2 separate regions of the Homo sapiens genome follow, and region 2 is linked to region 1. A link is an interaction called in ENCODE POLR2A ChIA-PET data of the cell type or tissue named here. Cell type or tissue: GM12878. All regions are shown on one strand.

Region 1 (4,000 bases):
TTAGCTGAAATAAGCATTTTTAATGTCAAAAGAGCCCTTGAGCTTGGTGTAATCAAAATAAACAACAACATGGGCCAAATTGCGCAAAATAAGTTCTTTCTTGGGTTTCCAGTGACGTTACCGACCACACAAAACTCCACCGTCTACTGAAATTATAGCCTGTGATTTTATCCTCTGGTGGGTTGTATTTGGTCAAACACCACCATTTTCATTAACATTTGCTACGCCCTTCTGCTTGGATCTGCCACTCCCCCTAAATTCAACAGACATTCACACTGCTGCAGAAGCAAAATCATTGTAATTTCAAAGACTTGCATTCCATTTATCTCAGTTTATAAAAGTTAGCAAGGGCCAGTAGCCTAAGGGTCTAAAGACAATCTGGCTGGATCTAGGAGAAATAAATCTGGAGACGTAAGAATACAATAAAACCAGCAACACAAACCTTTCACTTTTCAACATTGCCTTACTAGCACAACTATGATTTCAAACTAGACAAGGACAAGAGAAACGAGTAGGAGTCAAGAGCGAGTCACTTATCTCTGAAATGAGACAGTTGGGCAGGTTAATCTCTAAGGTTCCTTCCAACTCAGTGAGTCTATGATCATAAATCTGGGGAAGCCTGAGGAAGTTTTCCAGGCTTTACTGTGTAATGGAAAAGCAAAGCCAACTTCACTGGTGACTCGTTATGTGGGGAATTCGTTAACCTCCCATTTGCCTCAGATGCGCTGCATCCTCTGGGCACTGATAGTAATACACACTTCACAGTATTGTTGTGTATAGCTAATTGAAAAGGACGAAAGTCAGACTTGCCAATACATTTATAAGCTTTTATATATACATATAATCTTTTATATATATAAGCTTTTTTAAAATATATTTATATATATATTTATATATATAGTTATATATATTTATATATATATTTATATATAGTTATATATATTTATATATATAGTTATATATATTTATATATATATTTATATATATAGTTATATATATTTATATATATAGTTATATATATAGTTATATATATTTATATATATATTTATATATAGTTATATATATTTATATATAGTTATATATATTTATATTTATCTATATTTATAGATATTATATATATTTATATTTATCTATATTTATAGATATTATATATATTTATATTTATATATATTTATAGATATTATATATATTTATATATATTTATAGATATTTATATATTTATATAATTATTATTTTATTATATATTATATTAATAAATTTATATAAATAATACAATAAATATATTATATATATTTATTATTTATTATATATTTATTTATATAATAAATAAATATTATATAAATATATATAAATATATGTTTATATATAAATATAAATAAATATATTTATATATGTATCTATAAGCATAAATAAATATATTTATATATATTTATACATAAGCTTTTATATATAAGCTTCTTATATATATAAGCTTTCTATATATATATAAGCTTTCTATATATATATAAGCTTATATATATATATATAAGCTTATATATATATATAAGCTTATATATATATATATATATATATATATATATATATATACACATATATATATACATTAAATAGATACCCCGCTGGGTGGGGGGGGTCTCACTATGTCATCTAAGCTTTTTTTTTTTTTTTTTCAAGACAGGATCTTGCTCTGTTGCTCAGGCTAGAGTGCAGTGGCTCAATCATAGCTCACTGAAGCCTCAAACTTCTGGGCTCAAATGAATCTTCCCGCTTTGACCTCCTGAGTAGCTGGAACTACCACGCCTGGCTAATTTTTTTTTTTTTTTTTTTTTTTTTTGGTAGAGACAAGGTCTCTACCAAACTCTCAAACTCCTGGCCTCAAGTGATCCTCTAGAGTAACCAGGATTACAAGCACATGCCACTGCACCCACCTGAAGCTTTTAATTTTTGAAGAAATTTTAGAATGGGAAGATGAAGATGGAACCAGCATTTGGAAAGGGTCTGGTATGTAGCATATGATGTGCCTGTCTGAATTTCCCATTATGCTACTACAGTGTACAAGATGTCACCTTTTAGAAAGGTTGAAATGTTGGGAGGCCAAGGCGGGTGGATCACGAGGTCAGGAGATGGAGACTATTCTGGCTAACACGGTGAAACCCCGTCTCTACTAAAAATACGAAAAAATTAGCCAGGCATGGTGGCGGGCACCTGTAGTCCCAGCTACTCGGGAGGCTGAGGCAGGAGAACGGCGTGAACCCGGGAGGCGGAGCTTGCAGTGAGCCGAGATAGCGCCACTGCACTCCAGCCTGGGCGACAGAGCCAGACTCCGTCTCAAAAACAAAAAAAGGAAGGTTGAGATGCCACTGTTTCTGTGCCCATCACCATACATTCCATTCACCATACAATGGAAATCAGGAGCTGAAGATGTTTCAGCCAGATATGAAGTAGCCGCAGATGATCAGATATGCCAACTAAGACATCTCCCCATAGTCCTAAAACCTGAGCTAGCCTGTTCCCCATCTCCACCCATGCTTGTCACACTCCAGGCCACCAGACAGAAACTGCTCCAGTGGGGAATTGACTTAGTACCCATAGTGGACCTTCAGGTGAATAAGCTCAGCTCTGAGAGCTCAGTTGTTTCAATTTATATTAGATGCCAAAGAGGAGCCCTGGGGTCAGGTGTGGATACCATTGTGTCATATTTTGCCTGTATAGGAATTGTTTTTAATCAAATTAGCATCATTTAAAAATTGGGAGATTATACATCAAAGCCCATATGTTCCGCACGCTTTGGAACACTGACAACACTGGGCCAACATCTCAGCTAGCAACAAAGAGCTGGAGTGGGATAAAGACTTCTCCACTGAGATGGACATTCACTCTCAAGCTCATCAGTTTCTCCCCAGGCCACTTGACTCCAGTAAGTCCTCTGCCTGGTTCCTGCAGGTATTTGAGAGCAATCACTGATTCAGAATATCTGAATATCTAAGCAGACAAGAAAAACTACATCTGAGTATACCAGGAAAGCTTCTCAAGTCTCCTCAACTGCCTAGATGATGCAATGGCCTCAGGATTTAAGTGGCTACCCTCACCTAGTCTTGAAGCTGAGATCTATCCTAGGGACTCCTGAAAACCAAATGATAGAGGTACACTGGCTAGCTCAGTGCTGTGGCAAACAGGCTGAAGATCATTACAACACTCTAACAAAGAGATCAGGGCCAGGCCAGAAGTTCTGTTTTAATATTACAATTGCTTGTCAACTGCTTTGCCATGCATGGTATATAAAATGCCATTTTATGAGATATGTTAATTAACAAACAATTATATGGAGACATTTCAATCATATAAAGAGCTATTTCAGTCTACTTAAAGCTGAATTCAAATAGTGCTTCACTTAAAGTCAATGCTTTCTAGATCCTATGATTCTCTTCAATAAAAATATACCGTTTCATGGAAAGCACTGTAAATCAAAGATCCTGATCTTAGCAAAGCTAACAGATCCTTATTTTCCCAAAGCCCATAACTTGGCTCATTTTAGGGAAATTACTTTCGTTTCTATTACAGTTTCTTGTATATGGTGGTTGTCAGCCTGAATGCCAGTCCCTGAGTCAGGTCCTACTTGTGGGAAAGAGCTCCAGATACTTAGACTTTTACGTTAGTTCATCCCATTAAGGGGCTTATGCTTTGTTATCCTTTTCTGAACCTTGGCAGGGTCTCTTCATTATCTTACAAGTTAAGTGAAAAGCAAAACTCTGCACTGAGCTGTTAATGATTCCTAGTGAGAGCCATGAAATGTGAATGGTGTCTGTCCTAAGGGATTGTTCAAGTAGGCAGCCACAAATCCCAGGGACACCCTGCCAGTTCAAAACTACGGGAAACAAAGTTGCACCCTCAATTTGTGCTCCTTCTTAAACTTAACCAAAAAAGGAATTCGGGAAGAGGAAATGATGCTGCCAACTTCAATAGCTTTAGCCAGGATGTCACAGCCTCTGATATAGAGTGA
Region 2 (4,000 bases), 190 kb before region 1:
CAGAACATAGCTGACAAGTAAAACTGATGCTGGTAGCCCTGGGGAGCTACAAATGTGTCTTGACAAGAATAGACACGATTGCAGAGTGGGTTTTGCTTATCCAGTGGAAATGAAAATGCTCAGAGTGCCATAAAAACAAAACAAAAAAACAGAAGATGTTGCCTGGATGTGGATGGTCAACCACTATTTCTTCAGACCAAGGAACACACTGTACAGCCCATAATGTCCAACAATAGGCAGAGAGATATCTTCCTTCGAATAATAGTTTGATAGAGAAGTAGAATGGGCAACTGAAACATTGGTATTCTAAAACAGGGGGAAGATAAAAGCATGAAGGGCAAGCTTACATGCCTTCAGGAATGTGTGCTCACACTCAACATGAGTGGGACTAGACTGTCTCTGCTAGATTTTTTCTCATTTTTTCTGGTTGACTGGAGAAGAAGGGGTGGAGAAGATGCTGGTATGACTATGCAATTCTTGCTGAGAGAGAATCGCACTAGTATAATTACTATAATTTTTTCTTTCTTCCCCAGATCACCTCAAAAAAAAAATTTAGGCTGGGCATGGGTGGTTCACGCCTGTAATCTCAGCACTTTGGAGAGCTGAGGCAGGAGGAGCACTTGAGCACCAGAGTTTAAGACCAGCCTGGGTAATATAGTGAGACCTCATCTCTATAAAATAATAATATTAATAATAATAACTTTTTAAAAATTATTCATTTTTGCTCCTCTACCTGATACACTAGTCCGAAGACTACGGCTATAATTACACATGCTGAAACAGCAGAGATTATTTCTAAACAAAAAAACTGTAACTGTGATTTTAAATCTTATGTCAAAATCCTTAAGGCCATGATGGGAGTGGGTTGTGCCTTCACCCCATGTAGCAAAACTGGGGCTAACAGTGAATGCATCGGTATTGCCTGGTGGTAAAAATAGCTCACTAGTTCTGCTGTTATGTAACCTTACCCTATCAGAATGGGAATAGACTGAGGAGGAACTACTTGCTAGACTTGTATTGCTACCTGCAATCTAGACCAGCACAGTGGCATTTCTAATGTCTTTCCCAAAGGTGAAAAGGTTTGGGTATTAATGGAGAGAAGGGGAAACAGTAGCTGAGAGTAGGAAAATGAATATATAGGTTATTAATCGAAAAAATTCAATGTTACGTTTTGTGAAAGGAAAATAATTCAGGACCTCAAAGTCACTAAGCCAAAGGGAAAAGTCAATCCAGACACTGTATCAGGCAAACCTGCCTTCCATTTTATTCCTAAATAAGACAGCTACAAAGATTAAAAAAAAAAAAAAAAAACATAGCTCCCTCACAATTTGCCCACTAGAAAACTCCTTGTGGGCCTCAAGATCTTTACCCTAAAACAGTTCTGTTGAATTTCACCCTAACGATGTAACTTGATAGCTTATCCTTACAGGTACAGGACAAAGAACACAATTCAAAGTCATCCCTCTGCTCACCTGAGCCAAGTGCATATCTGATTGCTTCCTCTGCCCTATGCTTATTGTATCTTATGTAAAAATTCAGATTCACTGAGCTAGATGAATGCATAAGCAACTATTCTTCTACTCTTCTTTCACATGTGAACAGCTACTCAAAGACTCAAAAGAATGCAACCATTTGCCTCTTATCTACTCACATCTCTTTTTTTTTTAATTTTTTCACTTTAAGTTCCAGGATACCTGTGCAGAATGTGCAGGTTTGTTACATAGGTATACATGTGCCATGGTGGTCTGCTGTACCTATCAACCCATTATCTAGGTTTTAAGCCCCGCATGCATTGGGTATTTGTTCTAATGCTCTCCATCCCCCTGCCCCCTACCCTCTGTGTTGTTGCCCTCCCTGTGTCCATGTGTTCTCATTGTTCAACTCCCACTTGTGTCTACTCACATCTTTCAAAAATTTCTTTCTCTTTCCCCAATAGCCACACTTTCCCCTTTAAATATTGAAGCCCTCAAAATCATCTTTGGAGAAAGGCACAGACTTGTCTACTGGGCATGTGTCCTTAAGCTTGGCAAAATAAACTTCTAAATTGATCGAGACCTGTCTCAGGTACTTTTTGGCTTACAGTTAACAACTCAAAGGAGTCTCAGAGTAAGAGATGATATTGTCTCTTAGGTCAGTCATCCCAGATGCCTGAAAGGGTGAGGTTGAATATTTACTGAGGCCACTCCTGCTTTTGGGACCTGACAAGACTGACAGGAAACCTGCAAACCTGGTTGATCTCATCCTGGGAGATACTCACACAATCTGATTAACTGGACTAATTATTAATGATTGTGTATATATATATTTTTGATGTAAAGGATCCATGGTTGAAAACCAGGGTCTGGCCTGTGGTGTTATGATATATATTGGTTTTCATCCATGGTTCCTTGTTCATAACTCCCAGAGCCCTTGTCACAGTCTTCTGTCACAATGTTGGGGGTGTTAGGCCTCAGGCGCAGGCCTCAGGAAATAGAATCTTTCTTCTGCTCTCCTTTCACCTGCTCCAAGGCAGGACTCTAATGTTCCCCCATCTTTCTGATTGTGGGTCTTAAGACCCTCCCAGGAGAGAATCCCACCCTGTACCCTAGGGGGAGGAATGCTGACATCATGGAGCTTCCATAAAAACCCAAGAGGGCAGAGTCAGCGAGCTACCAAGCTGAACTCTGAACGTGTGGAGGTCCCTGAAGGGCGGCACATCCAGGGAGGACGTGAAAACTCCCTGCCCCTTCCCCCATACCTCACGCTACATGTCACTCCTTCTTCTGTATCCTTCGCAATATCCTTTATAATAAACCAGTACATGTAAAAAAGAAAAAAAAAGAAAGAGGCCGGGCGTGGTGGCTCATGCCTGTAATCCCAGCATTTTGGGAGACCAAGGCGGGTAGATCACGCGGTCAGGAGCTCGAGACCAGCCTGGCTAACATAGTGAAACCCCGTCTCTACTAAAAATACAAAAATTAGCCAGGCGTGACGGTGGGTGCCTGTAATCCCACCTACCCAGGAGGCTGAGGCAGGAGAATCACTTGAACCTGGGAGGCGGAGGTTGCAGTGAGCTGGGATTGTGCCATTGCACTCCAGCCCAGGGGACAGTGCGAGACTCCGACTCAAAAAAAAAAAGAAAGAAAGAAGAAAAGAAGAAAGGAAGAGAGAGAGAAAGAGAAAGAAAGAAAGAAAGGAAGAAAGAAAGAAAGAGAAAGGAAGGAAGGAAGGAAGGAAGGAAAGAAAGAAAAAGAAAAAGAAAGAAAAAGAAAGAAAAGAAAGAAAGAAAGAAAGAAAGAAAGAAAGAAAGAAAGAAAGAAAGAAAGAAAAGAAAGAAAGAAAGAAAGAAAAAGAAAAAGAAAGGGCTATGTTTGTATAAACATGTTTTTAAAATTATCACATTATTTGCTAATATAAACTTAGTATACATAATATATTTATGAAAATAAACTACAAGGAAATCAACTTTTGTGTTGTTAGGATGAATCTCTAGCTATTGAATCCCTGAAACCTTAAGAAGCAAATTTTTGGAGGCCAGTCAAGTCCTCTATGTGAATCCCCAGGACTGGCTTAAGGAGCTTTCACCCTGAGAAGTCATTTAACTGAGAGCATGGAGAGGGTAGTGGAAACGACTCAGGCATTGTCACCAAACCAACCTGGGCTTTCATCCCGCACACCCTGTACTATCTGTGAGAAGCCAAGAAATTGACACAATTTTTCAGAGCTTGTTTCCTCAGACGTTACCAATAAAATGGGAGAAAAAAAAAACTCCTTGGGATTATTAGAAAATCAATGACATATAATGTGCAGTAGAACACAGCAAAGCACTGGACCAGAGTGAATAATAAATAATAAATAGAGTTGTCTGTCCTTGCCTTTCTTTTAACCAGCCTTCCAACCTCACAGATATGACTATACCAGCTCATATTGGATCACATGCTCCACATAAAATACTCTGTGTCTGTATATGCAGGACTATGAAAAAGGTATGCTTTGTGCATATGTTTGATGCCCTTAATTG

Evidence for each region. ChIA-PET counts read pairs that join two places held together with the same protein. Peaks named below come from ENCODE experiments on the same cell type or tissue, not always from the same donor. Only the 100,000 strongest peaks of a DNase experiment are listed, where the experiment ranks them.
Region 2: POLR2A ChIA-PET joins it to region 1 with 5 read pairs; 2 of 35 experiments call an interaction of 5 or more read pairs at or near these places.

What each region holds. Positions count from the first base shown.
Region 1 is chr1:101,250,784-101,254,783 of GRCh38, reverse strand. No RefSeq gene overlaps it. Among named protein-coding and RNA genes, the nearest start is that of S1PR1, 16 kb to the right of the region's middle. In GM12878, no CTCF peak of the experiment used is centred here; no DNase peak of the experiment used is centred here.
Region 2 is chr1:101,441,016-101,445,015 of GRCh38, reverse strand. No RefSeq gene overlaps it. Among named protein-coding and RNA genes, the nearest start is that of LINC01307, 120 kb to the right of the region's middle. RefSeq lists an enhancer at 497-556. In GM12878, no CTCF peak of the experiment used is centred here; no DNase peak of the experiment used is centred here; H3K27ac peaks cover 1,172 bases.